Linked DNA regions of Homo sapiens: region 1 is linked to region 2. A link is an interaction called in ENCODE POLR2A ChIA-PET data of the cell type or tissue named here. Cell type or tissue: MCF 10A. All regions are shown on one strand. Links, peaks and the distances in the headings refer to the core of each region. The heading gives the core; the rest is flanking DNA. Region 1 holds the start of ZCCHC3 (zinc finger CCHC-type containing 3). Region 2 has its middle 16 kb from the start of NRSN2.

The links. Peaks named below come from ENCODE experiments on the same cell type or tissue, not always from the same donor. Only the 100,000 strongest peaks of a DNase experiment are listed, where the experiment ranks them.
Region 1: POLR2A ChIA-PET joins it to region 2 with 14 read pairs; 3 of 35 experiments call an interaction of 5 or more read pairs at or near these places.

The regions. Positions count from the first base shown.
Region 1 is chr20:292,231-307,380 of GRCh38, reverse strand. It overlaps ZCCHC3 (zinc finger CCHC-type containing 3), which reads right to left and starts at 9,811. Exons shown (of 1, transcript NM_033089.7): 1 at 7,060-9,811. The coding sequence starts at 9,794. The coding sequence ends at 8,583. RefSeq lists silencers at 5,882-6,176, 9,368-9,437, 9,618-9,707. In MCF 10A, for the core only: no CTCF peak of the experiment used is centred there; DNase peaks (open chromatin) are centred at 8,700, 9,080 and 9,990.
Region 2 is chr20:355,133-370,443 of GRCh38, reverse strand. No RefSeq gene overlaps it. Among named protein-coding and RNA genes, the nearest start is that of NRSN2, 16 kb to the right of the region's middle. RefSeq lists enhancers at 4,862-5,461, 6,925-7,219 and a silencer at 13,905-14,199. In MCF 10A, for the core only: a CTCF peak has its summit at 7,740; DNase peaks (open chromatin) are centred at 5,343, 7,033 and 7,783.

The DNA of each region.
Region 1 (15,150 bases), core at 6,461-14,460, 66 kb after region 2:
TTACAAATTACGAATTTCATTAATATCCTTCCAGTGTTACATATTTGTACAAAAATAAGCATATGTATATATATTTTTTCTTTTTTAAAATCTTTCCTATGGTGCTGAGGGTATGTATGTATTTATTCCAACATTAAAAAATGTAAACTGTAGGATACCATATCTTGCTTTTTTTCATTTAATAATGTGTCTTAGAGATTGTTCCATATTAATACATATAATTTGTTCCGTGCACACCTGGCTACTAGGGAGGCTGAGGCAGGAAGATTGCTATGTTGTCCAGGAGTTTGAGTCTAGCCTGGGCAACATAGCAAGACCCTGTCTGTATAAAAAAATAAAATAAAATCTTTCTTGGGCTGGGTGTGGTGGCTTACACCTGTAATCCTACCACTCTGAGAAGCCAAGGTGGAAGGATCACTTGAGGGCAGGAGTTCAAGACCAGCCTGGCCAACATATTGAGACCCTGAAGAAAGAAAAGAAAGAGAAAGAAAGAAGAAGGAAGGAAGGAAGGAAAGAAGGAAGGAGAGAGAGAAAGGGAAGGAAAGGAAGGAAAGGAGGAAGGAAGGAAGAAAGAAAAGAAAAGAAAAAGAAAAGAAAGAAAGAGAAGAAAGAGGAGAAAGAAAGAGAGAGGCTGGGAGTGGTGGCTCACGCCTGTAATCCCAGCACTTTGGGAGGCCGAGGCAGGCGGATCACGAGGTCAGGAGATTGAGACCATCCTGGCTAATGCGGTGAAACCCCATCTCTACTAAAAATACAAAAAATTAGCCGGGCGTGGTGGCGGGTGCCTGTAGTCCCAGCTACTTGGGAGGCTGCAGCTGTGCCAGGCACAGTGATGGATATATCCCGGGAGGGGATATATCCACAGTGAACCCGGGAGGCAGAGGTTGCAGTGAGCCGAGATTGTGCCACTGCACTCCAGCCTGGGCAACAGAGTGAGACTCCGTCTCAAAAAAAAAAAAAAAAAAAAAAAGAAAGAAAGAAAAAATTAGCTGGGTGTGGTGGTGTGTGCCTGTAGTCTCAGTTACACAGGAGGCTGGGGCAGAAGTATTGCTTGAGCCCAGGAGTTGTAGGCTGTAGCGAGCCACGCAGTGAGCCACTGCACTCCAGCCTGGTTAACAAAGTGAGACCCTGCCTCAAAAAAAAAAAAAGTCATATTTTATTTAAAACTCTGCAAAGTTTACATTCTTTTCCATAATATATCTGTGTTTATTTTCTTTTACTATGTCCTACCCCAAATCTTAGTCACATTGACAAGCCAGCAAATGGGGCTGTATGTATCAGTGCCTTTGTACACGTTTGGTGCACTCCTGTGGCGCCCCCACCCTCAACTCAGCATGATCTGACGTCTCCTCACCCTTAGCTTGGTCCTTTTATTTATTTATTTAGAGATGGAGTCTCGCTCTGTTGCCCAGGCTAGAGTGCAGTGTGGCACAATCTCGGCTCACTGCAACCTCTGCCTCCCACTGAAACGGGAAAAGTTCCCTTGTCCCCGTCCCAGGGCGTGTGACAAGGGGAGTGGCTCACTTCTTCAGTGTCCCGCTGCTCAAACCTCTAGGGGAGCATACAGATGGGCAGGTTGTGGGGCTCCGACCCCACGAGTGTCTAGTGGTGGATGTTTACAGCTCCTGAAGCCCCAATGGGCTTATGCTACCGTATGCTCTTAGTTTTGCCATCTATAGGTGGCTTGTGTTAACCAGCTCAATTAGACACTCTACCTTGTTGCAAGGACAGAGGGCTTTCTGTATCCTGGGTTCTTGCCTTGGTGTACCAGAAGAATTGGATCACACCTGGGCTTGAAGAATTAGTGCAAGGTTTTATTGAGTGGAGGTATCTCTCAGCAGATGGAGGAAGCCAGAAGGGGATGGAGTGAGAAGGTTTTCCCCTGGAGTTGGACTGTTCAGTGGCCCAGGCTCCCCTCCGACTGCCCCAGCCAAACTCTGCATAGTTCTGTTGGTCGATGGCCTGTGGTGTGCTGGTTTGTCAGTGCCTGTCGGTGCGTTCCTCTCGACGTCCAGCCGCTTGTGTGTTCCTCCACTGATGTGCTCCTCTAGCCGTCCAGTTACCTGTGTGTCTGCCTGCTAGGGTTTTTATAGGCACAGGATGGGGGCGTGGCCGGCCAGGGTGGTCTTGGGAAATGCAACATTTGGGCAGGAAAACAAAAATGCCTGTCCTCACCTAGGTCCATGGGCACAGGCTGGGGTGGAGCCCTAGCCAGGGACCACGCCCTTTCTCCCTTCCATGTCATTTAAAGGGACTGTGCCCTTCCCTTCCCAGCACTTCCCTTCCTGTATCACCAGGTTCAAGCAGTTCTCCTGCCTCAGCCTCCTGAGTAGCTGGGACTACAGGTGCATGCCACCATACATGGCTATTTTTTTTTGTATTTTTAGTAGAGACAGGATTTCACCATGTTGGCCAGGCTGGTCTCGAACTCCTGACCTCAAGCGATCCACTTGCCTAGGCCTCCCAAAGTGCTAGGATTACAGGCATGAACCATTGCACCTGGCCCCTTAGCTTGGTCTTGTACCACTCCATACTCCAAAATTCTTTCTGGTTGCTGTTTGTCAGCCGTAACTGGAGTTGACATAAAGGGATGTAATGGGCAATCTGGCTGAGAGTAAGGTTGGAAAGGAGTCCAGGAGCCTCTTGTGAAAGGGATCGGGTACCAGGCTGGGTTCCAAGTGCACAAGGGAGTCCCAGAGGACGTGACATGGGAATAAAATGGTCAGCGTGCCAGATTGACATCTTAGAAAGATCATTTGCTCCTTAATCTGCCCCCATCACTTTCCTCTAAAAGGCCCTTATTGATAACCTCCACACTACTCAATCCTAGGGCACTCTTCAGTTCTGATCTCAATTGACATTTTTTTTTTTTTTTTGACGGCGTCTCGCTCTGTCGCCCAGGCTGGAGTGCAGTGGCTCAATCTCAGCTCACTGCAAGCTCCGCCTCCTGGGTTCACGCCATTCTCCTGCCTCAGCCTCCCGAGTAGCTGGGATTACAGGCGCCCGCCACCACGCCCAACTAATTTTTTGTATTTTTAGTAGAGACGGGGTTTCACTGTGTTAGCCAGGATGGTCTCAATCTCCTGACCTCATGATCCGCCCGCCTCGGCCTCCCAAAGTGCTGGGATTTCAGGCATGAGCCACCGCGCCCGGCCTCAATTGACATTTCTTAGAGCTGATTTTACTTGATTTCTTGCAGCCCTTGACACAATTGTTAACCCCTACCACCTGAAATGTCCTCCCTTGGTTTATGTGTTTCTGCACGTTCTGGTTTTCCTTCTCCCTTTCTGGCTGTCCCTTATTAGTTTTTCACCATCTCCTTTTCCATCAGGGAAAACTGTGTCAAAGTTGCTTGAGGCACAATCTTAGTTGGTATAATCTTTCCTTCTGCTTTCTCTCTTGACCATTAGGAGAGTGTGAAATCAGTTTAACACGTCATATAAGCATTGACAAAAGGATGAAGCAATGGAATAGAAAGTGTCAAGGTGCATCATGCACAGGGCAAATATTGTTTGAGGAAGCTTATTTCAGATTTAGATATAAATACACACATGCATATGTATGATGGCTGCAATGTAAAATATATATCTTACTGTGGGATGTGGTAAAACAGTTTGAAAGCCACAGCTGTACAACTCCTGTGTTTATTTCTCAGGGCCAGAATTCTCCTAGGAATGTAAGATCTGTGTGTATCCAACCGCCTACTCCACATCTCCTCTTAGATATCCTCTACGGAGACCTTAAACTCAATATATCCAAAATCAAATTCAAGCCCTTCACCCTAAACTTGGATTTTCTCTTCTGTTTCGCATCTCAGGGAAAAGCCCCACCATCCATCCAACTGCAGAAGCTAGAAACCTGGGCAACATCCTTGGTACTTAACTTTCTCCCAGCCCATGTCAAATATAGCTCCAAATCTTGTTGACTTAAACTCTGAAAGATTTCTTTACTCGGCTGTTTCTCTCTGTACATCTCCGCCTTCCATGCCTAAGATGTCCTCATCTCTCGAGAGACCTGGGTGAACTATACTGTATTTCCCCTTGGGCTCTCCTCTGACCCAGTCTCCACCAACTATCCTGAATGATGCTTGTAAAACATAACCAATCTAATCATGTTACTCTCTTGCTTGCAAGTCCTTCAATGGCACATCGTTCTTAGACCCACATTCTTAACATGGCCTACCAGATGCTCCCACGAGCTCCTCTTCTCTGCACTGCAGTCACATTTTTTGTGCTGGATATTGTCTTTTGACAGACAGCACCCATCCCCATTCTATGTGCCTTCCTATGTTGCGGATGCTGGAAAGCTAAAACATCTCCCAACTCCCTTGCAGCTAGGGCTCTAGCACTTAGATGTATTTGCATAAAAGATGGAAGGGAGGCATAAGTAAGCCAGACAGTTTGGGCTGTTTTTACCTGTAAATGGTTGCGGAGACAGTAGTGCACAGTCCCTGGCTTTGTAGAGGCAGGGAAAGGACTTGGCATTTCACTGTCCTGCCAGTGGCATTGGCAGTGACTTTCTGATCCCAGGATCCTGTCTTTGGGTGGCAGCTTCACCATTGTGTCCTCATGCTCAGCCTTTCCAGTGGTGGCCTCCTGGCTTCTGTCTTTCTGACTGTGAGAGGTAGTAACTCCCCTGGCAGTTCTATGGTGTTCTAGGAGTCATTCCTAATACCCAGCCCAGGGACCAGCATTTTCTTCAACAGCAAGAGTGGTTTCTGTTTCTAAACTTAGACTGATTCATTTAGTCTCTAGAAGTGGTCATGCCTCCTCCCACTATAGGGTTGTTTTACTTGCTATCCCTCTTGCCTAGGTTAATACCCTTGCCATCCCTTAATCCCCAGCCCCATCTCTCGATTAACTCCTTTTATGTCTTTTCCATCTCAGTTCAAACATTTTCTCTGATCCTTAAGACTGGATCAGCTTTGCTTGTTAAACAGGGATCTCACCCTGTATGTTTCTTTTAGTGCATCATCGTCTGTAATTATGTACTTGTGTGACTCTAGAATCTGAGCTTCAGGGACTTGATTATCCTGCTCCATGCTGTGTTCCATCGCTTAGAAAAGGCCCCTATAGAGTTGGCGCTTAACAGGCATGTGTTGAAAGAATGAATGGAATGGAGGAGGCCTGATTGGAGGCTCTGAGGACAAAATCCACGTTTTTAAATATGGCTGGTAAGCCCTGTGACACCTCTTCTCGGCGTTTTCTCCCAGCCACATCTTCCCCTGACTCTTGGCCAGTCCGAACACGCTGTGTGCTCTCTGGCCTCCAGGCCTCTACATCTGCTATTTCTGCTGCTTGGCTGTCTCTTCACTCTTAGCCTGGTTCTTACTCATCTTGCAGGTTTCAGTCAGGACGTTTTCTCTTCTAGGGAAACCTTTACTTCAGACAATTCTATACAGGACAAATGTTGGCTGGGTGCGGTGTCTCACGCCTGTAATCCCAGCACTTTCAGAGGCTGAGGCAGGTGGATCACCTGAGGTCAGGAGTTCGAGACCAGCCTGGCCAACATGCTGAAACCCCATCTCCACTAAAAATACAAAAATTAGCCGGGCGTGGTGGCACGTGCCTGTAATCCCAGCTACTTGGAAGGCTCAGGCACATGAATCGCTTGAATCCGGGAGGTGGAGGTTGCAGTGAGCCAAGATCATGCCACTGCACTCCAGCCTGGGCAACAGAGTGAGACTCTGTCTCAAAAAAAAATTGTTAAATATATGATTGTAAACATTGCCTACTGTTACTTATCTGTACCTTCCATTGCAAGTGCACTGTCTTGTTCAAGGCAGCCTATGCAGAGGGCCTTGCATGGGGCCCAGCTCTAATGCCCTCCGTATTTGTTGAAGTGGAATGAATCAATGTCCCCTAGTCAACCAGCCTCAGTCCGGGCATCTCTGCACACTTTCCAGGAGCCCAAAAACAGTGAAGAATTGTAATTTGAGGGCTGCTTGATCAGGAAAGGAAGCTGGGGGAGGTTTGTTCAGCTCCAGCCCCTGGCTGTCCCTGGGCCACCAGGCAGGAGGCCTTGAAGCAGATCCTGTGGGGGATGGGCAGGGAAACAGTTTCTTCCTCTCCTCCCTCCTGGAGAGTGGGGGGATGGGGCCAGGAGAGGGAAGGTTCCTTCAAGGAGGCTCCCTGGCACAGTGCCTGCTTTGAGGAACGGAGTGGAGAGTATGGTGAATGCAGGCTTTCTCCTGGCCCCTGGCCTCCAGCTCTGTGAGAGGGAGGGAAACCGCTGGCAAAGACGGGAAAGAGGGATGGGAGGGAGGGGAGAGTCTGCTTGCTTTGGGAGACAAGGAGAGGGGTTGAACTGGCTCTGAAAGACAGGATTCCCAAGAGCCTACCAGGTCCCAACTCCAGATCAGCTCTGGAAATATCCTCAAATCACTGAGTCAGAGTCAATATACTGGGAACGTTTAACTCTCAGGATCAGATCATCCTAGCATCACCAGCTGGAAAATCCTTCAGAGAGTTGTATCTGGGGTCTGCAGGGTATTGGACCTGAAGTCCAGGGACCTTGACCCTATTCTGCCTGCAGGCCCAGTCTCCAGTGGGGGCTAACTTGGAGAAGTCAGCTCCCTGGATCCCGCTTTTTCAACAGCTGGAAGAAATGGCATTTTCCCAGAACCCAAGAATATTTTGCATCCCATCCACAGCGCGCGCTTACAGTAACAGAAAGACGAGGAAGCTGGCAAACCACCTCTCTTTCCCACAGGTCTGTAATCTCCCTGAGGGCAGGGTTCAGCTCACACATCTTATACTCTGGTCTCAAACCTGGCTGCCCATCAGAATTGCTTGAGGATGATTAACTAAAATGTTTCACTTCCTCTAACAGTGATTCTGATTTATTGGAACTGTGTTAGGACTTAAAACCCGTTTTAACAGTGTGCTGATTGTGATGCAAAGGGACCGGCACAACGTAGTAGGTGCTAAGTGTTGCCTGCAGGGGTGGGAAATGTATTTAGCAAGGTAAACAAATGGAGTGTAGGGGAAGTGGGATTGAAATACGGTCTGGAGCTGGGTAACTGTGCATCTAACACTTTGAAAGGAAATAGTGCACCAGTTTTAGCAATACAAAAGATAAATATTTATTCAGAACAAAACTTTTAACAATCAATTTTACATTCTAAGCCACAAGGAAATAGCAAAACATATAGCAAAGGAAAAGCAAACACTAAAAGAAAAGCAGTGTACTGTCTTTTCTACTGGATAACACTTAGTTGGCCCATGACCTCTCGCTTGGCCTATCTCCCAAGTACATTTTAGAGTTAACAGCTCACTCATAATTTTGGGTTAAAATCCATCTTTCTCCTGAGAATCAGGAGTTGCACATGAGCTCCAGCTAGCTGCTTCTCTAGGGTTCGTAGCTATTGAGGCTAAGGTGCAAATGTAAACCTTTGGTAGGTTTCTTTACACAGGGGCACCCCCATTTCTCACTGGTGGCAATGAATGGGGAAGGGGTAGGGCCTCCAAAGGACCTGGCACACTGTAATCCAGAAGTGGTGCCCCAGGGAGCAACGAATGCACCCTGGAGTGTGGTCCTTGGTCCGTTCCGTATCTCCCAAGTATTCAGAAGCCCCTCCTTAAAAACCTTCTCTTTCTGCTCCCTCCTCCAGGTGATTTCTCAGCATTCCTCTGGGCTGATCATTCTGGAGAGATCAGACTTTCTGGGCCCTCAAGTGTTGAGGAAATTGTTGTGAAGTGTGAGAGGTAGTGGAATGAGCACCGGGCTTGGGGTCAGGGGACTCTACTATAGGCTGGCTCTGGCACCAGACAGCTATGTGATTTTCACCCAGTCATTTAACCTCTTTGGGCCTGTTTCATCTGCTGGAAAACCAGGGAATTGGTCCAAACCAACTCTCAGGTTCTTTCCAGCAGGAATATTCTAGATTCCATGATTCTATAAAAAATGGCTTCTGAGCCACCAAAAGAGCTGTCATGAAGTCCATGCATCTTTGTGCCATAAGAGAGGCCCTTGGCCACCATTCAGAGCTTATTGATTCAGATTATATACACTTCTAACAACACTGGTTTCACAAATTCTCAGACCACGTAGATTAAAAGCAGCAAATTAAATGAGGGAGGGGAAGAGCTGCAAAAGGTAGACACTCTGATAGAAGCCACAGTCAACAATGTTTTCAATTCAGCAAACACTGATGGAGTGCCTACCACGTGTTGGGCCCCGTACCTAGTGCTGGGGCATAAAGATGAGCAAGGCAGCCCAAAGGGTGAAAATCCAGGGGAAGAAAAGGTATGGGGCGGGGAGGGCGGGAGGGGGGCAAGGAGAGAGAGAAAAAGTACAAGAAACAAAACAAATACCCAATAGAAAAACGAAAATAAAATTTTAAAAGGGAGGGGCAACACATCTGCACGCTACAGTTCTCCGCAGTCGTTATTGGTGACAGAGTCACCAATTCAGAACAGGCTGAAATGGAGTAAACTCGGTTTAAGAAGGCATAGAGAGATGTCTCTTGTAGGTTTTAAAAAGATCTCCTTCAAAAACGATAAAAAATGGTTTAAAAAAAAGTTTTGGCACTTAAGAGGGATAAGCTGGCTGTGTGTTCACCCTGGCAGGCAGGCGGGTGTTTAGTGCCCGGCCACGCCGGTTAGCTGAGCTGCCACGGAATTGTGCACTGCTTTGGGACACTGGGCAAAGGCGTGTCCTCGCTTGCCACAGAGGTTGCACACGATGCCCTTCCGGCAGTAAGGGCTCAGGTGCCCCTCCTCCCCGCACCTGAAGCACCTGTCCTGCGTGCAGCTGCCGCTCATGTGGGTCCGGGAACCACATTTAAAGCATGTCTTGGGCTGCCCCTTGTACCAGCTGTAGCCCCTCTCGGCCCCCAGGAAGAAGGCCCCTGGCAAGTGCCTGACCCCGCCCTCCCCCTGGCGCAGCTCGATCTCGCATTTGTACTCCCCGGTCCAGATCCCAAACCTGTCGGTCACTTTCACCGGCACGGCCAGCACGTCGCAGTGGCGCTTGAGCCAAGTCACAATGTCCTCCACGTCCACCGTCTCGTTCCGGAAGAGGATGAAGAGCGTCTTCAAGCTGGACTTGCTCCGCCCCAGCACCACAAAGTTCTCCCAGCAGTCCTCCTGCTCCCGCTTCTCCTCGTAGACGCGTAGGAACAGGGCCAGCTTCTCCGCTGAGCGGAAGCTCACGTCGAATTCGCGGCTGCCCGGGATCTGGATGACCGCGTAGATGTCGCTCGGGTCCATGCCGATGGAGCGCAGGATAAGCGCTCCTACCACGAAGTCCCGGGTCGGGCAGGCGCCCTCGTCTCCCTGGAAACAGATGCGGACGAGGAAGCGACCCTTGCCCGGGCCTGCCGCCGCCGCCGGCTCATCCTGGAGGGGCCGCTCGGCCGCGTCCTCGGCCTCGCCGGGCCTGGCCGGGGTCGCCATGGCGGCCGCCGCCGCCTCGGCCTTCTTCCTCCTGCCCGCCTCCGCAGCGCCCTTCTTTTTGCGGGGGTCCACCGCCTCGCCGGCCGGATCTCTCCGACGGCCCTTCGGATCCCCGCGGCCAGCCGGTGGGAAGTCGCCGAGGTCCGGCGCCGCCAGGCCCGCGGGGCCGCCGAGCCCGGCGCTCCCTCCACCGCCGCCGCTTTCCTCCTCCCGCCGCGGCGGCCGCGGCTCGCGGAATTCGCCCTTCTTCTCGGCTAGATTCTTCACCACCTGGGCCCAGCCCATCTTCTCGCGGCCGCCGTCGGCCTCCTCGCCCCGGGCCGCGGGCCGCGCGGGGGGCAGAAGCTGCGGCCGCCCCCGTTTCCTCTCTTCCTCCGCGCCGCCGCCGGTGGCCATTTTACCTCCTTCCCAGCATCCTCCACTCGCTCCCGCAGCCAAAGGGCGCCCATCGCGCGCGCCCGCCCGCCGGGGCTGTGTGGGTTTGGTTTTTTTTTTTTTTTGAAATTTGACGCTACCCTCCCCCGCCGCGCCCTCAAAGGTATCACATGCGGCGCATATTGGCCAGCGCCGGCTCTGCGCCCCCTGCGCTGAGCCTCTCTTCCGCCAGCGCTCGCTCCAACCTCACCTCCGTCCGCAGCGGGATGGGGCGCCCGGAGGCGGCCCTTTCCCCAGCGCGGGTTTGGCAGCCTCCGGCCTCGCTCTCGAGGATTTGGCGTTTCGCAAGCGGTGCTCGACGATTTCATGCTAGCAGCTTTGCTAACGGCCCACAGCCCACAGGCGGGACGGAGTTCGGCAACATCTCTCCCATTTTTTCTTTTTTGTACCTTTTCTGTTAAAAAAGCAAAAGCAATAGCAAAATTAAAACTTAGCTTTCCGTTTCCCCAGAACTGACTGCAATGCGTTATTTTTTTTCCCACGTCGGATTATGCACGTTTTCAAGAAGAAAAGTTGAAAGTTTTACAGTGAACATTTTACCATTAACTTTTTATCATTAAAATTTTACTCTGTCACACTACGCCTCGATCCATTCATCGGTCTTTATTTTTTGATACATTTCCAAGTAAGTCATATTGCATTAATTTTTATTTTTTTGAAAAGACTTTCGTCGTATTTAGGATGAAGTGTGAGTGCTGCTTAAGTTCCCAGTACTGTGTTAAGCACACTTCAGACTTTATTACATGGAATCTTCCAAAAACAATGCTGTAATTATGCCCATTTTACAGATAAAGAGGCAGGAGTTAAGTCACTTGGCGGAGTTAATAGGCAGCCCCACGTATAGGTAGCTTATATTTCTTTCTTTCTTTCTTTTTTGAGACGGACTCTTGGTCTGTCGCCCAGGCTGGAGTGCAGTGGCTCAATCTCGGCTCACTGCAGGCTCCGCCTCCCGGGTTCACGCCATTCTCCTGCCTCGGCCTCCTGAGTAGCTGGGACTACAGGCGCCCGCCACCACGCCTGGCTAATTTTTTGTATTTTTAGTAGAGACGGGATTTCACCGTGTTAGCCAGGATGGTCTCGATCTCCTGACCTCGTGATCGCCCGCCTCGGCCTCCCAAAGTGCTGGGGTTACAGGCGTGAGCCACCGCGCCCGGCCGGTAGCTTATATTTATTTAACCACTTTATTTCTGACGCCGTGGATCAAGAACTGTGCATCAGATCCTAGGAAACCTTGTTAACAGGCAGATTCCCTTCATCCCAACTGCTGGTATTGGTCTCAGGGGAGCCACTGACTTGGGCCGTTTGCACTTTCCAGTCCTCTCACTTTATATCCTCAGGCACCATTTCCTTTATCCCTTCTCAGCCACGCATTCCCGTGATCATACTCGGAACTTCACCATTACCAGAAACATCAATGTCTTAGATTCACATACTTCTCTGTTATTCTTTCTACTTGCCTGGTCAAGTTTCACCATGAGGAGAATACTTACACAACCAAACAATAGATGTATTTTAAACAATCTCTTCCATTCCTCTTATCTTAAGCCCTCACTCCAGGTAACTATCACATAATCAAATATCTGCAAGGGTCAGGCAGGTGCCTTAAGTAGAAGATATACTGGGTGAACTGGAGATCGAATATTCTATCTGAAGGGGCAACTGCTAGTCAACTGTAGCTGAATATTCCTCTCCAGAAGTGAGGGTCCACTGTGGGGGGATCTTTCAGTTTCCAAAGAGAAATCTGAACTCCAGTTTCTTCTTTTATGGGAAACATTCTTCTCTCTCTTTCGTCTTCTTTAAGATGGTCTCAGCTATATTTGGAACCTCCATATAAATTTCACAACCTGCCTACTAAGTTCCAGGAAACTATGAGATCTTAATTGGCGTTGCACTGCATTTGTACAGAATTACCACTTTATAACACGGAGTCTTTCCATCAATGACCCCACTTGATTTCTCACTTATTTAGGCCTTATTTTATGAATTTCAATAAAATATTATAGTTTTCTTCATAAAGGTCTTACATACTTTTGGGGATTTATTCCAAAGTACCACGTGGTTTGACTGCTATTGTAAGTGAAATTATTGTAAATCAGAAGTTACATATGGTTTGTTGGTGTCCGTTAGAGGAAACACGATTGAATTTTGTGTACTGACCCCATATCTGGCAACAAAGTTGAAACCTTAAAAAATTTCCAGTGGTTTTTGGAATCTCTTTACTTTTCTGTATTGCCAATCATATCGTCTGTGAATAATGAAGGTTTTGTCTCTTTTTTCAAATCTTATACTTTTTCTTGTCTTACTGCACTAGTCAGGAACTCTCATATAATCAACGTATTTTGAGCATTTTTGTTTTGTGTTGGACTTTAAAGGCATCTGTCTGTATTTTGAAAATATTTGACTTGTGGATTAGGTTCTGGCTCCATGTCCAATTTTGCTAATCATATCTTCTTCTGTTGTACAATTTCATTGGTATGTGTAGGGCCATCCTTTTGGTCAGTTTCATTTTTTCCAGGTCAAATTTTGCAGAGATTATTACATCAGGAGCTACAGGGGCCAGGCAGGTACCCTGCAAGGAGAGCAGTCCGGATGGGCACTGAGGCCGTATGGAGAGAGCAGCTCTGGAGGGCTGTGCAGATGATAAGAAGGAATGTCTAGGATCTTGTTATGTCGAGTATAGCAGGTGTCTCCACAAGAACCACGGCATCTTACCCAGTGACAACAGTAGGGATTGTGGGTTTAGGATGCTGTGCACATTTGCCACAAAGCCAGCACATCAAATGACATGGATGGAAGCCCGAGACTGCCTGCTCAGCCTAGTCCACCTCTCAGCAAGATGTTGATGGAATCAGAGCCCAGGTTGCCATTGCTGAGCCTGGAGCCAAGCAGGCCTGAGAGGCCCTCTATCACATTTATCACCTCACATGTGCAGGGAGGAAAGGCCAGCTCATCTTGCCCACCTATCCTGGGGGCAGGAAGTTCCATCAGGTGTTCGTGAACACAGAAATGCCACCTGAACAGGTGTAAGTGCAAATGGACCCCATCTGATTCAATCCCAGTTCCAACAGCTTTGTTACAGGTGATTGTCAGTGGCCCCTCAAGTGTGTTTTGGCTTTGATTAAGATGGCAGCATTTTTGCAAATGTTTTTATGTATTTTTTTTAAAAATTTGAAGTGGGGCCAGGTGCGGTGGCTCACACCTGTAATCCCAGCACTTTGGGAGGCCAAGGCGGGCGGGTCACCTGAAGTTAGGAGTTCGAGACCAGCTTGAGCAACATAGAGAAACCCCGTCTCAACTAAAAATACAAAATTAGCCGGTTGTGGTGGCGCATGCCTGTAGTCCCAGCTACTCGAGAGGCTGAGGCAGGAGAATCACTTGAACCCGGGAGGCAGAGGTTGTGGTGAGCCAAGATCATGCCATTGCACTCCAGTCTGGGCAACAAGAGCGAAACTCTGTCTCAAAAACAAAAAAAAATTGAAGTGGGAGGCAGTAATATTACTGGTTAAGTACCTGAGATGTGGGGCACAGGCAGCTCTCAGTGGGTGTCCATGCTGGGTCAGCATGTCTGATGAGGAAGGCTGTCTGACAGTGGCCAAGCTCTTCTTTGTATTAATCAAGGTACAGGTTAAGCTACTGTAACAAAGGGACTCTCAAATACAGGGTCTCAGACAAGGTGGAGGTTTATTTCTCTTTGATGAAGCAGCTCGGAATTTGGCAGGCAGTAAGGACAGGTAGGTGACTTTCTCCTGCAAGGTTGTCAGGGACCCACCCAGGTTCCTTCTATCTTGTTGTTCCTCCAGACGTAGGGTTCAGTAAAATGCTTTTGGTCTGCAAGTACCAGAAAACTCAACTCAAATTTGCTCACCCAGTAATGTGATTTCTTATTTAATCTCAAGTATTTTCTAGATAGGTGAAAGGTTAATTTAATTAATTAATTTCTTTTAGAGACAGAATCTTACTCTGTTGCCCAGACTGGCGTGCAGTGGCACAATCATAGCTCACTGCAGTCTCAAACTCATGGGCTCAAGCAATCCTCCCACCACAGCCTCCCAAGTAGCTGAGACTACAGGTGCACATCATCACATCTGGCTAATTAAAACAAAATTTTTTTTTTCTGAGATGTGGTCTCACTATGTTGCCCAGACTGATCTCAAATGCCTGGCCTCAAGCGATGCTCCTGCGTCAGCTTCCCAAGTAGCTGGTATTACAGGCACATACTATTGTGCCAGGCTAGGGTTGGTTAATTTAATGGCTCAACAGTGCTATCAAGGAAGAAGGTTTTTACATTTTCCTCTCTACCATTCACTGTATATCCTCTTTGGCCAACTCCCCTCACAGTTCCGCGATTCCAGGAATCCCACACAGATATGACAATGTCTACCAGCAGATGAAGGAATGTTTTTCTGCAATGCCTTTTTTTAAAAGTGTGATGAAAACCTTTCCCAAAAGCCTTTGAGTAGATTTCTCATCCTGTCTTCTTAGCCAGACTTTCATCATGTATCTATGACTAGACCTCTAACTGGAAAGGGAAATTGGCTCACCAAGTCCAGCCTCAGACAGTCATGACTATTGGAGCTGGGACTAGGACTAGGGCTGGACCTGGGGCCTGCCTCCATTAAGGCAAGTGCATACATGGACAAGATCAGGATCCAATAGTTGCGATGATGGGGAGGAATGGCTGTTGAGTAAGTCACTACCTGGATCTGTCATGTATTCCTATCTTTTACTTTTTTTTTTTTTTGAGATGGAGTTTCATTATTGTTGTCCAGGTTGGAGTGCAGTGGCGTGATCTTGGCTCACTGCAACATCAGCCTCCCTGCTTCAAGTAATTCTCCTGCCTCAGCCTCCCAAGTAGCTGGGATTACAGGCACCCGCCACCACGCCTGGCTAATCCTATTTTGTATTTTTAGTAGAGATGGGGTTTCATCATGTTGGCCAGGCTGGTCTCGAACTTCTGACCTCAGGTGATCCATCTGCCTCGGCCTCCCAAAGTGCTGAGATTACAGGCGTGAGCCACCGTGCCCGGCCTTTATCTTTTACTTTTTAATGGTTTCCTGGTACAGAGTTGCCCAGCAAGAGTGCTGTCATATGGTGTGCTCTGCAAATGAGGGTACCCAACACAGTGATTCCCTCAGCTCTAGGGTCAGCCAGGAGGGGCCTGAATAGCCAGAGTACCTGGGCTAATTGCTTTTTATCCTAGCAGCTGCTTCTATTTACCACAGTGCATTTAAACACATTCTCCTGTGATTTTTAAGAGGCAGAAAAGGTTGGGAGCTCTGACATGGTATTCTATAGCAATGTTCCCCTATTGAAGTTT
Region 2 (15,311 bases), core at 3,317-11,316:
ATAACAGACAAAAGTGGCGCTTACATTCCATTAGAAGGAAAAGTGCAGCCAGGCACAGCGGCTCACACCCGCAATCCCAGTACTTCGGGAGGCTGAGGCGGGAGGATCACTTGAGCCTAGGAGTTTTAGACTAGCTTAGGCAACATGGTGAAACCTCATCTCTACAAAAAAGTACAACAACTAGCCAGGCATGGTGGTGAGTGCCTGTAGTCCCAGCTACTCAGGAGGCAGAGGAGGGAGGATGGCCTGAGCCAGGTAGGCCAAGATTTCAGTGAGCTGAGATCATGCTGCTGCACTCCAGACTGGGCAACAGAGTGAGACCCTGTCTCAAAAAAAAAAAGAAAGAAACATGCAAGAAATAATTACCATAATAAGTACATTGTAGCACATGTTAGGGGGTGACGAATGCAAGGGAAAAAAAGAGTAAGTACAGAGATGAGGAGTGTTGGGTGGGCAGGCAGTGGCTGTATTGAGTGGAGTGTTCAGTGGATGCCCTGAGACTATCCGAAGGGCAAATTCTTCAGGAAGAGGAACAGCTCATGCAAAAGCTCCAAAAGGAAGCTGACTAGCTGACTGGTGTGCCATCGGAGAAGGTCAATGTGGCTGGAGTGCAGCCAGTGACAGGGAGGCGGTGGGAGATGAGGTCAGAGAGGTAAAGGGGGTTCAGATAATCTGGAGCTTTGGAGGCCTTTGAAAGGACGCTGAGGAGTCATGGGGAGGCAGGGGAGGGTTTAAGGAGAGGAGGGAAGTGATCTCACTTACCTTTTTTTTTTTTTTTTTTTTTTTGAGATGGAGTCTCGCTCCTGTCATGCAGGCTGGAGTGCAGTGGCGCGATCTTGGCTCACTGCAACCTCCACCTCCTGGGTTCCAGTGATTCTTCTTCCTTAGCCTCCTGAGTAGCTGGGACTACAGGCGTGCATCACCTTGCCCGGCTAATTTTTGTATTTTTAGTAGAGATGGGGTTTCATCATGTTGGCCAGGCTGGTCTCGAACTCCTGACCTCAGGTGATTCACCCGCCTCAGCCTCCCAAAGTGCTAAGATTACAGGGTGAGCCACCATGCCCAGCCATTTTTTTTCTTTTTTTTAAGTACAGACAGGGTTTTGCCACATTGCCCAGGTGGGTCTCAAACTCCTACACCCAAGTGATCCTCCTTCCTCGGCCTCCTCAAGCGCTAGGATTACAGGCATGAGCTACCATGCCCAGCCTTGACTTACTTTTAAAATAAAATCATTTAGGGATCTGTACTTGGAATAGACTGAATGAGGCAAGGACAGGAAGACAAGGGAGCAGGTGTTGCAATAATTCTCTTAAACTCCAGTGGCTCAGAGCAGGGCAGTGGCCATGCTAGAGGTGAGCTGTGACTGGATTCTGGGTATATTTTAAAGGTGGAGCCAACAGGATTGCTGATGGTCTAGATGTGGAGTTTGAGGGAAAAGGAGGTGTCAAGGTGCTTCCAAGGTTTCTTGGCCTGAACGGTGACAGGTATGGAACTGCCATCAAATGACATGGAGCGAGGTGTTTGGGGGAAGCCCAGGTTCAGCTTTGGTTCTGTGGAGTCTGTCATGTCTTTTGACATCCTCAAAGAGACATCAGGTAGGTATTTGAATGTATGGGCTGGAGTTCAGGGGAGAGGTCTGGGCTGAGGATACAGTGTTGGGAGTCATAGACGTGAGACTGGATGAGAGCTCCAGGGACCAAGTCCTCACTGCTCCAACAGGAATGGGAGAAGCAGGGAGCCTGAGAAGGAGGAAAACCAGCAGAGAGTGGAGGCCTGGCCACCAAGTGAAAAGAAGTACATCAAAGAGCAGGGAGTGGTCAGCTGTGTCAAACTGTTGATCAGTTAAGAAGATGAAGAATGGGCCGGGTGCGGTGGCTCACACCTGTAATCCCAGCACTTTTGGAGGCCAAGGTGGGCGGATCACGAGGTCAAGAGATTGAGACCATCCTGGCCAACATGGTGAAATGCCGTCTCAACTAAAAATACAAAAATTAGCTGGGTTTGGTGGCTTGTGCCTGTAGTCCCAACTACTCGGGAGGCTGAGGCAGGAGAATCGCTTGAACCCAGGAGGCAGAGGTTGCAGTGGGCCAAGATCGTGCCACTGTATTCCAGCCTGGGTGACAGAGCAAGACTCTGTCTCAAAAAAAAAAAAAAAAAAAGATGAAGAATGAGAACTGAACACATTGGATTTAGCAATGTGTTGAAATTGACAAGAGCAGTTTCAACTAGGGAAGTGACAGGTAGAAGCATGATTAAATGGACTTAAGAGACAAGAGGGCCAGGTGTGGTGGCTCACACCTGCAGTCCCAGCACTTTGGGAGGCTGAGGTGGATGGATCACTTGAGCCTGGGAGTTCAAAACCAGCCTGGGCAACATGGCAAAACCCAGTCTCTACAAAAAATACAAAAATTAGCCAGGCATGGTAGTGCACACCTGTAGTCCCAGCTACTCAGGAGGCTGAGGTGGGAAGATCGTTTGAGCCCAGGAGGTTGAGGCTGCAGTGAGCCATGATCACGCCACTGCACTCCAGCTTGGGTGAGAGAGCAGATCCTGTCTCAGAGGGAGAGAGAGAGAGAAGACTAATTAAAAACAGCGAGGATAGACAATTTTCTCAAAGCCCTTTTCTGCAAAGGGGAGAAAAAATAGGGTGGTAGCTGTGGGGAGGGCTTAGGATTGAGTGAAGGCGGTTGTCTTAAAGACCCACCCATGAATCTATTCGATCCCATGGGCCGTGTACCTGACCCTCCTTACCGCGCATCTGACCCACCGTCTGTTCCTCATCCGTAAGCTGAGTCTGTTCAGAACTCCTATAGGGTACCAACTCCCATGCCAGACCCTGGGGTGGGCATGGAGGGCAAGAAATGGATGAACCCAAACTCTGGCCTGGAGTAGGTAACTCAGTTTAAGTGAACTGAATGAATCACAGAGCAAGAAGACACTGTGCCTGCCCTCCTGCCCCTCCAGCAGGAGAGACAGAATGTCAGTGCTGGGGAGAACTGTCTAGTACAAGTCAGGGGTGGGAGTGTCTTGCCTGAGGTCACACTTAGGGTCAGTGATGGAACCAGGACTCACACATAGGCCTGCTCTCTTGGGAGACAGATTGTCTCTTCCAGGGAGAGTTCCATGGGGACAGAACTTAGCTGAGGGCAAGGAGTGTGTAGGAGGATGGCACTTTTGAGCAGACAGTTGTGGTTTTGTTTGTTTGTTTGTTTTGTTTTTTTGTTTGTTTTTGGAGACGGAGTTTTGCTTCTGTTGCCCAGGCTGGAGTGCAATGGTGCGATCTTGGCTCACTGCAACCTCCGTCTTCCGGGTTCAAGCGATTCTTCTGCCTCAGCCTGCTGAGTAGCTGGGATTACAAGCATGCGCCACCTCTCCCGGCTAATTATTTTGTATTTTTAGTAGAGCCGGGGTTTCTCCATGTTGGTCAGGCTGGTCTCTAACTCTCGACCTCAGGTGATCCACCAGCCTTGGCCTCCCAAAGTGCTGGGATTATAGGCGTGGGCCACCGCACCCGGGGAGCAGATTTTTAGATATTTTATTTTATTCAATATTAATTATTAATTGTATTATATTAATTATATTAATATTTTATTTAAATATTTTAGCTCAAAATTCAAAGGCACAGAAGAGTAATACTTGAGAAGTCTCCCTCCCACTCCTATCCCCAGCTCCTAGTTCATCTTCCTGGGGTCAAGCCATTTTCTCGTGTTTCCTTCAAGACATAAAATATGAGGATTTATTGTCACTTTTTTACACAGATGGGAGCACACTCCATGTCCTTCAGATTGCCTTTTTCCTTCCTATTTAACAATTTATCTTGGGGACTCTTCCGTGTCAGTCCAGAAAGACCTGCCTGGTCAGTTTTTACAGCTTGGTCCTATTCCATGGTTAGGAATGTACTGGTTTATTTAAACCATCCCTTGTCAATGAACAGTTAATTATTTCCAGTCTTTTGCTATAACAAAAAATGCTGCAGTGTTCATACATGGGGGTGTGGAGAGAAGTTCTGAGCTAATTTCCTAGAAGTAGAATTTTTCTTTCTTTCTTTCTTTCTTTTTTGAGACAGAGTTTCGCTCTTGTTGCCCAGGCTGGAGTGCAATGGTGCGATCTCAGCTCACTGCAACCTTGGCCTGGGAGGCAGGGATCACAGGCGTGAGCCACCGCGCCCTGCCCAGAAGCAGAATTTCTAAGTCAAAAGTTTGTGCATTTGCACTTTTAAGAGAGATCTCTGGCTCCTCCTCTATAGAGATTGTTATCAATCTACCTCCTGCCAGCAAAGCATGTGAGTACCTGCTTCCCAGAACTACAACACCAGGTGTTCTCAAAATTTTTGATTTTTACCGAACTGATTTAGAAAAATGTAATCCCAGCCTCCTTTGGGAGGCTGAGGTGGGTGGATCACCTGAGGTTAGGAGTTCGAGACCAGCTTGCCCAACATGGCGAAACCCCATCTCTACTAAAAATACAAAAAAATTAGCTGGGTGTGATGGCGAGCACCTGTAATCCCAGCTACTCGGGAGACTGAGGCAGGAGAATTGCTTGAACCTGGGAGGCGGAGGTTGCAGTGAGCTGAGATCGCTCCACTGCACTCCAGCCTGGGCGACAAGAACTAAACTCCATCTCAAAAAAAAAAAAAAAAAAAAAAGAAAGTATCTTCCTGCAGATTTCATAGGTATTTCTCTTATTCTTTCCACATTTTACAGCCACAAAGGCAGATGTGGAAGGGGAGCTCTCTCACAGTTGGCACCACCCAGGCTGCCCTGGTGGGCAATGAGTGTCCCATCTCTGAGGTGAACCAGGGGAGGTGAGAGGAAGCAAGGCATGTCGGCTGAGTAGGGGCTGTGGTGAGTGTGGAGGCCCTGTGCTTCTGAGAACCGTCTCCACTCCCTCTGCTTCTCTGTTCTCGGTGCTCCCTCACTTCCCCAGAGGGGATGTGCCCATGGGCTCTCACATCTCTATCATCTCCCCCCATCTCCGCACCCCCACAGGCCACCCGAGTTCCCCGTCACCTCCTTATTAAGCCATTTTTCTCTTCCTGCCATTTAATCTTTCTTTGGCCCAGAACTTCTGGAAGGCTGGGCAAAGGTGACATCTGGCCCTTCTACTTGGCCCCACAAGACACTAGAGAAAAATGTTAGTGTCTTAGACTATCATGGCTGGTCCGGCCCTTAGTTGTGTGTCAGCATGCAGAGTGTGTGTGTGCATGCATGTGCATGTGTGCCAGCGTGCACACATTGTTGTGTATGGCAGGGATGCATGTCTCTGAGGCAGCCTGGAGTGAAGGACAAAATGCCTGGGTTCTGAAACCAGAACAGACCTGCAAGGCTTGCTGAGTCATCCAGGACAGACCTGCCAGGTTTGCTGAATCATCCTCCAGCTATGGTCCCTTTCTCCTAGTCCTCGAACCTACCAAGTTCTTCCTGCCCCAGGGCCTTTGCCCTTGCTATGCCATCTGCCTGGAACTTTTCCTGTATCTTTCCAGGCTCTTCCTTCTTCTTCAGGTCTCAGATCAAATATTTGCTCCTCAGAGAGGCCCTCCCTGATCACTCATCAAGCATCATGCCCCACCTAATCCCTGCAGTTTGTCTCTAATCCATAACTCTTCCTTATTTTATTTGTAGCACTTGTCAAGGTTTGAAATTATCCCATTTATGTATTAAATTATCTTTTTTTTTTTTTTGAGGCTGAATCTCGCTCTGTCGCCCAGGCTGGAGTGCAGTGGCTCGATCTCTGCTCACTACAACCTCCACCTTCTAGGTTCAAGTCATTCTTGTGCCTCAGCCTCCCGAGTAGCTGGGATTACAGATGCCTACCTCCACACTTGGCTAATTTTTGTATTTTTTCAGTAGAGACAGGGGTTTCACCATGTTGACCAGGCTGGTCTCAAACTCCTGACCTCAAGTGATCTGCCTGCCTCGGCTTACCAAAGTGCTGGGATTACAGGCGTGAGCCACTGTGCCCCGCCAAACTGTCTTTTGTCTGTCTCTTCTTCCCCATCAGAATGTAAGAACCTTGAGGGCAGAGATGCTGCATCTGCAGGTCTAGCACAGAGCCCAGCACCTACCAGGTGTTCAGTGAATGTTTGTCAAATGAATGAAGGAATGTAAAGTGTTCAGCACAATGCCTGACACAATAAAAAATCAAAATTGCTGGCTCTTGTTGTTATATAAATGTTAGTGACTATTATTGCTATTTATGAGGACTACATGTCACTCAGCAATTCTTAGAGCAGGTAGTTATTTGAGTCCTGTGTAATGGAGTATCATAGGAGAAACGGGGATATAAGACTCAGTGGGTACTGTTGAGGAATAGACAATATAGCTGGGAAGGCAGGAACTCAGGAAAAATAATCATGATGTGTTGAGCTGATCATGCATTGAGTTATTCTAACAAGACTGGAAGTGAGTATAATTACCCTACTTTTAGATTAGAAACTGAGGCTCAGAGAGGGTGATACGCCTAAGGTCACCCAGTGTGTCTCGAAAGCACTTAGCTCAGTGTCTGTGGAAACTCAGTGGCCAATGTGTCATCTGCACGTCTGTCTGGACCGCCCTGGGGCATCTCCAGCCCTTGCGTGTACCTGGGCACACTCCATGCACATGGACACAGGGCGGTGGGCTTTGGGTGCCTGTGCTTCTCACAACTCTGAGGCTCCTGGTGGAGAGGTCCATGCTGAGGAGCACTAGGGGTCTGAGAGGTCTTTACCCCTGGGGTACAGGGTCTGGGCTGAGGATGCCTTTGTCCTGTGACTGGAAGAAGCAGCTTTTGCGTGGGCGTCAGGCATAACATGGGGCAGGCCCAGCTGGCACACAACAGGGGCAGGGGAGGCCTGGGAGGGTGAAGAATCAGGATGCACTGTGCTCTTGAGGACACCACACCTGCATTGGCCAACACCTGGCTGTGTCGGCGCACACATGTGTACACACGGACACACACAGGCACACAAGTATACACACACATCTCTCACAGTCTCTTGCTCCCCTAGGCATGCTGACAACCCCTGCTCACACTGGCTGAGTCACTCTGCATGTCAAGGGCCCTCCCAGTTCCCCAGCCTGACTGGTGTCATTCAAGCTTTTAGCGTTGCAATGACCGGGCTGTGTCCATCCTGCTCACCAGACATCCACAGAGACCCGTCCAGGGCCAGCACAGAGTGAGCACTCAGATTTGTGTAAAAAATAAATTCACAGCTCAGCACGGTGGCTCACACCTGTAATCTCAGCACTGCAGAGGCTGAGGCAGGCAGATCGCTTGAGCCCAGGAGTTTGAGACCAGCCTGGCCGACATAGCGAAACCCCATCTCTACAGAAAATACAAAAATTAGCGGGATGTGGCGGCATGCGCCTGTAGTCCCAGCTATGCTGGGGGCTGAGGTGGGAGAATCCCTTGAGCCTGAGAGGTAGAGGTTGCAGTGAGCTGAGACTGCACTCCAGCCTGGGCAACAGAGCAAGACCCTGTCTCAAAATAAATAAATAAATAAATAAATAAATTCACTCCCTCCCCCATTCCATTCTTCACTTATTTACTTACCCCTTCCTTCCTTCACTCACTCGCTCATTCATTCATTCATTGAGTCAATGGCTCACTTACTCCCTCATTCCTGGCCTCCAGGATGGAAGCAAAGCTGCAGCCCTGCCTCCCCACAAACTCCTCCCCTCACACAGCCTATATCTGCTGAGTGCCCATCAGATGCCAAGTCCTGACAGCTCTTCCCCTGCCACACCTGGTCCATGGACCCTGCCCAGGTGCACACCCTGGTGGACATCCTGTTTATCTCCCTTCTCCCTGCCCTGACCACGTGTCCCGGGCCGGATGCTTATGAAATCCTGTCAGTTCTTCCATCACAGGGGCCCTGCTGGCCTGATGCCCAGAGCTTGGTTTTGAGCCATGTGCTCTGGGACATGGCAAGGCTGGGATTGGAAGCTCACAGCCCTGGTGACACCAAGCCAAGCTGAGACTCAGAGCAAGGCCAGGGTTGCCGGTCCCATCCATGCACATCCATGGAGCACACCTGTGAATGGACTCAACATGAGAATGTGGGCCAGACAAGGCCATGCCATGTCCAAGGTCACAGGGAATGTCAATGAGGGAATCCAGCCATAGCACATCTCTTCACTCATGGATGCATCTGCACAGTGGTGGAGGGAGACACCGTTGCCTAATATTATAGGGCCAGGGTTTGAATCTCAGCCATTTGACTTTGGGCAAGCCACTTCACTTCTCTGAGCTTTATCTTTTTTACTTTTTTTTTTTTTTTTCTTTGAGACAGAGTTTCATTCTGTCACCCAGGCTGGAGTGCAATGGCGTGATCTTGGCTCACTGCAACCTCCACCTCCTGGGTTCAAGCGATTCTCCTGCCTCAGCCTCCTGAGTAGCTGGGATTACAGGTGCATGCCACCACACTCAGCTAATTTTTGTATTATTTTTAGTAGAGACAAGGTTTTACCATGTTGGCCAGGCTGGTCTCCTGAGCTCAGGTGATCCACCTGCCTTGGCCTCCCAAAGCGCTGAGATTACAGGCGTGAGCCACAGCTCCCGGCTGCTTTATCTTTCCTTACATACAGTAGGTGCTCAGTAAATGTAGCTGCTAAAAAATTCAGTAGCAGAGTGAGTGCAAATGCAGCGTGTCAGTGTCTGCAGACCTCCTCGTCATCATTTACATGCCCGCTGATGTGCATCCAGGCATGTAATGTGCTATTCAAGAACTTGGGTGGGTCCCTCCATTTACATTTCACTGCATGTGTCTGTGAGGTCTTCAGAGCTGATTTTTTTTTTTCTCAAAATGCACATCATTCCTGGTGTGGTGTTGTGGAGGATTTTCTGAGCGCTCGTCATAGACAGGAATTGGTGTGTATCTGAATAGACATGGGTGTGCTTGCCTGTGTCTGTGTGGACCTGTGTGAGGGGTTATGAGTATGACCTCCAACCTTATCAGGTTAGTTCATTGGTAGAATCTGTGTGGTCATTTCTGCATCCGGGGCATTCTGGACCTGGATTACTTGGGTTCAAATTTCAGCTCCACTAGCTATGCCATCTCGGACAGGACGCTTAAACACTCCATACTGTTTGCTTTTCTGTGAATTGGAGATAATGGTAACCACCTTATGGTGGTATGAGGACTGCAAGACCTAATGTATGTGATGGACTGAGTACAGAGCCTGGCATGGACAAGCGCTTGTCTCTCACTGCCCCCGTGACTGCCCCGTGATAGGATATTACTTTGTTATTCTATTACAGTACTTACCCAGGTATATTGCCATTTGCTGTCCACAGGACTGTCCTTTCCACTAGACTGTGAGTCCCTATAGGACAGGACCCTGTCTGAGCCATCCATCATTATAGATTATGTGTTGCCTGCTAGTTCTGAACCTCAGACTTCTCTCTTTCATAATAACAGCTGGCATTTAGGGAGCATGTCTACGTGCCAGGTGCTGTGTTAAGTGCATTAAGCTTCATACAATCTCAAGGGATTGGTATCCTTGTTGCTCCTATTTTGGAGATGAAAAAAACTCCTGACACTCAGAACGGTTAAGAAACTCAGGTTCACACAGTGGCTTGAACACTGGCAGACAGATTCACTCTCAGCCTGCACTAGATATAAGTTGTGGGAGGAGATTGTGGGGGCAGGAATGTTGCTGAACAGAAGGAATGCCTGCCTTTCGGACTGCTCCAGCAGGCTCTCTCTCACTCCACCCCCATTAATCCCTCCCCCATCTATATGAATATCACTGTTTTTGGCCGGGTGCGGTGGCACATGCCTGTAATCCCAGCACTTTGGGAGGCCAAGGTGGGAGGATCACCTGAGGTCAGGAGTTTGAGACTAGCCTGACCAACATGGAGAAGCCCTGTGTCTACTAAAAGTACAAAATTAGCCGGGGGGCGTGGTGACACATGCCTGTAATCCCAGCTACTCGGGAGGCTGAGGCAGGAGAATCGCTCGAACCTGGGAGGCGGAGATTGCGGTGAGCCAAGATCGCGCATTGCACTCCAGCCTGGGCAATAAGAGCGAAACTCTGTCTTAGAAAAAAAAAAATCACTGTTCTGTCTCTTACCCTGGGGCATCTCAGCCCCCTGCCCTAGCACAGTGCTCCCAGGGACCAGGCAGTGGCCCCAGATCAATCCTTCTTTGGTCCAGTTGTGGGTGAGTTAGAAGGGCTTCTCTGAGCTAACCTAGTCCCCTGGGCCAGTAGGGATGGGGAGGGCATGCCAGACTCAGCACGAGGGCGGGAGCCTCCAGGGTGGTGTGGGGGTTGGGTGCTCAGACTCTTGGATAGAAGAGGGGTGGAGCAGAAGGTAGACCCCACTGGTCAGCCTCCTCTCCTTCCCAGATCTTCCCACCTCAGAGAGGAGAGGGAATGGTCCTTTCTTAGGTCCTTTTTGGGGTGTGTTAAACCAGATCCCTGTTATTCCATCTTGACCACAGTAATTTTTTTTTTTTTTTTTTTGAGACGGAGTCTCGCTCTGTGGCCCAGGCGGGAGTGCAGTGGCGCAATCTCGGCTCACTGCAAGCTCCGCCTCCCGGGTTCACGCCATTCTCCTGCCTCAGCTACTCGAGCAGCTGGAATTACAGACACATGCCACCACGCCCAGCTAATTTTTGCATTTTTAGTAGAGACAGGGTTTCACCATGTTGGCCAGGCTGATCTCAAACTCCTGACCTCAAGTAATCTGCCCTTCTTGGCCTCCCAAAGTGCTGGGATTACAAGCGTGAGCCACTGTGCCCGGCCAGCAATCGTATTTTTTGCTATTTTGAAATAATTGTAGATTTATTGAAGAGTTACATGGACAGTACAGGGAGATCCTGTGTATCCTTCAGCCACGTCTCCTTAGTCTCCTCCAACCTGAGACCGTTTCTTGTCCTTTCCTTGTCTTTCGTGACCTGGACACATTTGAAGAGTGCTGGTCAGATCTTTTGTAGAATGGGTCTTCTCATGATTAGGCTGACGTTACGGATTTGGGGGAAGAATGCCACTCAGGCCAAGTGCCCTTCTCACCACATCATTTCAGAGGCTGTGATATCAACAAGACTTTTGACTGGTGGTGCCAGCCTTCATTTGGTTAAGGTGGTGTCTGCCAGATTTTTCCACTGTGAAGTCACTGTTTTTGCCTTTCCACATTCTACTTGTTAGAAGCAAGTTGCTGAGTCCAGCCCACACTCAAGAGGAGAAAAATTAAGCTCCATTTCCTAGATGGCAGAGCATCAAAGAACATGTATGCATATGTTAAAACCACCATACTAATTAATACATATTTGGGGATAGATACTTTGAGGCTATGCAAATATTTTGTTTCAAGCCTGGTGGGGTGGTATGTGCCTGTAGTAGCAGCTACTGGGGAGCATGAGGTGGGAGGATCCCATTGAGCCTAGGAGTTCCAGACCAGCCTGGACAATGTAGTAAGATCCCGTTTCTAAAAAAAAAACCTTGTTTCTCCTTAAAGTTTCACCCACTCATTTTATTGTTCATTGGTAGATGTTGCCTGCAGCAATTATTATTCCGGTGTTCTAATGATGATTTTTCAATTTCTCTCAATCCTTCTACATTTACTAATTGGAATTCTTCTGTAAGAAGACTTGTCCTGGCTGGGCACGGTGGCTCACACCTCTAATCCCAGCACTTTGGGAGGCCGAGGCCAGGAGTTGGGAGTTCAAGACCAGCCTGACCAACATGGAGAAACCCCGTCTCTACCTAAAATACAAAATTAGCCAGGTGTGGTGGCGCATGACTATAATCCCAGCCACTCGGGAGGCTGAAGCAGAATTGCTTGAACCCAGGAGGCGGAGGTTGCCGTGAGCCGAGATCACACCATTGCACTCCAGCCTGGGCAACAAGAGTGAAATTCCATCTCAAAAAAAAAAAAAAAAAGAAAAGAAAAGAAAAGAAAAGAAAAAAGACTTGTCCTTCCCCCCAATTTTTTTTTTAAGAGAGACAGGGTTTTGCTTTGTTACTCAGTATTCAGGCTAAAGTGCAGTGGTGTGATCCTCCTGCCTCAGCCTCCCAAATATTAATAGCTGAGACTACAGGCGTGTGCCACCATGCCCAGCTAATTTTTAATTTTTTGTAGAGATGGGGCCTTGCTATGTTGCCCTATGTTGCCCAGGTTGGTCTTGAACTCCTGGCCTCAAGTGATCCTCCTGCGTTGGCCTCCCAAAGTACTGGGATGACAGGCGTGAGCCACTGCACTCAGCCTTACCGTATTTTATTAATAGTCCCCTACCATGAGCATTTAGGTTGTTTCCAAATGCTTTAATTACAAATAATACTATAGTGTTCCAACATGTAGAGTTGAATCTATAGATCCACCTGCATAAGAGGGAGAAATCAAAGGGCATGTGTATTTTCTATTTTGATATTGTCAAACTGCCTGCACCATTTATACTCTGTGTTAGCTTCCTTTTATTTTTTTGAGATGGAGTTTCGCTCTGTCGCCCAAGCTGGAATGCAATGGCGCGATCTTGGCTCACTGCAACCTCCACCTCCCGAGTTCAAGTGATTGTCATGCCTCAGCCTCTCAAGTAGCTGGGATTACAGACACGTGCCACCATGCCTGGGTAATTTTTGTATTTTCAGTAGAGATAGGGTTTCACCATGTTGCCCAGGCTGGTCTCCAACTCCTGACCTCAGGTGATCTGCCCACGTTGGCCTCCCAAAGTGCTGGGATTACAGGTGTGAGCCACTCCACCTGGCCGGCATGGTTGCATTTTTTTGTTTTTTGTTTTTCCTGTTTTTGAGATGGGGTTTCGCTCTTGTTGCCCAGGCTGGAGTGCAATGGTGCGATCTCAGCTCACCACAATCTCCGCCTCCCAGGTTCAAGTGATTCTCCTGCCTCAGCCTCCCGAGTAGCTGGGATTACAGGCATGTGCCACCATGCCTGGGTGATTTTGTATTTTTAGTAGAGACGGGGTTTCTCCATGTTGGTCAGGCTGGTCTCGAACTCCCAACCTTAGGAGATCCACCTGCTTCGGCCTCCCAAAGTGCTGGGATTACTGGCTTGAGCCACTGCGCCTGGCCTGGTTGCAATTCTAATAGGCTGCTCAGGGAAGGCCTTGCTGAGAAGGTGATGTTTGAGCAACGACTTGAAGGAACTGCCCATGTCGTCAACTGGGGAGGAGTACCCCAGCAGAGGGAACAGTGAGGCAAAGGCCCTGAGTCAGGATCCTGGCTGGAGAGGACACAGGAACCTGGAGAGTGGTGGGAGTTGGGGTTACAGAGGAAAGTGCGGGGGGAGTGGAAATCAGCAAATTGTGTAGGGCCTTGGAGGCCACAGGGAGGGTTTTGGCTACTCTGAGTTAGGTGGGAGCCATGGGAAGGTTTGGAGCGGAGGAGGAACATGACCTAGTTTATGTTCTAACAAGATCTGTCTGGCTACTGTGTAGTAATTAGACTTGGGGAGTCAAGGCGTGGAGTAGGGTGGGGTTCAAAACTCAGAAGCCAGGAGACCGGGGGAAGCTGGTGCAATGATCCAGATCGAGGCGCTGGTCGCTGGTGGTTCAGACCATGGAATCAGCCACGGGGATGTCGAGGTGTAGTTGGGTACAGGATATATTTCCAAGGTTGAGTTGACAGGACTTGCTGATGGATTGGATACAGGGTGTGAGGAAAGAGAGGAGGTTTTGGCTGGAGCAGCCAGAAGAATGGGGACGCTACTCTCTAAGACGTGGGCAGCATAGTAGAGGCAGGTTTGGTCAGGGAGGGGTGGTAACAAGGAGAACAGTTTGAGATAGTTGAGTTTAAATTCAACATCCAGGTGAATGCAGATGGGAACGCAAGCCTGGAGTTTAGGAAAAACTAGGTTTGAGAATAATAGCCGCCACCTCAGAGGTTGTCGTCCTGGTTAAATGAATTCCCGAATTCTGTAAGGCACTAAGAACAAGGCCCAGCCCCTGGTGAGTGCCAAAAGGGGTTAATTACTCTTCCAGGCCTGGAAAAGATCTTACCTTTGGCTTCAGCCCCCTCTCCCACACCCTGGCCCTCACATTCCTTTCAGAACTAGAGGAAGTGTGTTCTCAAGGTGGCTGAGAAATCTCCTTCCCACCCAAAGACAGGAGCTCCACACTCAGGCAATAGGCCAATCAGGCTAAGCACTTTTTTTTTTTTTTTTTGAGACAGAGGCTTGCTCTGTTGCCCAGGCTGGAGTGCAATGGTGTGAACTTGGTTCACTGCAACCTCCACCACCCGGGTTCAAGCAATTCTCCTGCCTCAGTCTCCCGAGTAGCTGGGATTACAGGCATGCACCACCATGCTCAGCTAATTTTTGTATTTTTAGTAGTTATGGGGTTTTACCATGTTGGCCAGGCTGGTCTTGAACTCCTGACCTCAGGTGATCCACCCACCTCGGCCTCCCAAAGTCCTGGGATTACAGGCGTGAGCCACCTCGCCTGGCCCAGCCACCCCTCCAGGCCCTAGGCTGAGCATTTAAATCCACTGCAGGACTTGGGTGGAGCTGGAGGCCATTATCCTAAGTGAAGTAACTCAGGAACGGAAATCCAGATACGGTAGGTTCTCACTTATATAAGCGGAAGCTAAGCTATGAGGATGCATAGGCATACAGAGTGATATAACGAACTTTGGGGACTGAGTCCAGGGAGGTTGGGAGGGGATGAGGGATAAAAAACTGCGTATTGGGTACAGTATACACTGCTCAGGTGATAGGTGTACTAAAATCTCAGAATCACTATAGAACTAATTCATGTAACCAAAACCCACTTTGACCCCAAAGGCTACTGAAATAAAAAGAATTAAAAATAGGCCGGGCGCGGTGGCTCACGCCTGTAATCCCAGCACTTTGGGAGGCCGAGGCGGGCGGATCACGAGGTCAGGAGATTTGAGACCATGCTGGCTAACATGGTGAAACTCTGTCTCTACTAAAAATACAAAAAATTAGCTGGGTGTGTTGGCAGGCACCTGTAGTCCCAGCTACTCATAGTCCCAGCTACTTGGGAGGCTGAGGCAGGAGACTGGCATGAACCCGGGAGGCGGAGCTTGCAGTGAGCTGAGCTCGTGCCACTGCACTCCAGCCTGGGTGACAGAGCCAGACTCCGTCTCGAAAAAAATAAAAAAGAATTAAAAATAAAAATAAAAAATAAATCACTCACCTCTCTGATCATCAGTTACCGCATCTGTAAAATGAAGACAATAAGTCTGGGTAAGGTGGCTCACCCGGTAATCCCAGCACTTTGGGAGGCCGAGGCAGGCGGATCATTTGAGGTCAGGAGTTCAAGACCAGCCTGGCCAACATGGTAAAACCCCGTCTCCACTATAAATACAAAAATTAGCCAGGCGTGGTGGCGTGCACCTGTAATATCAGCTACT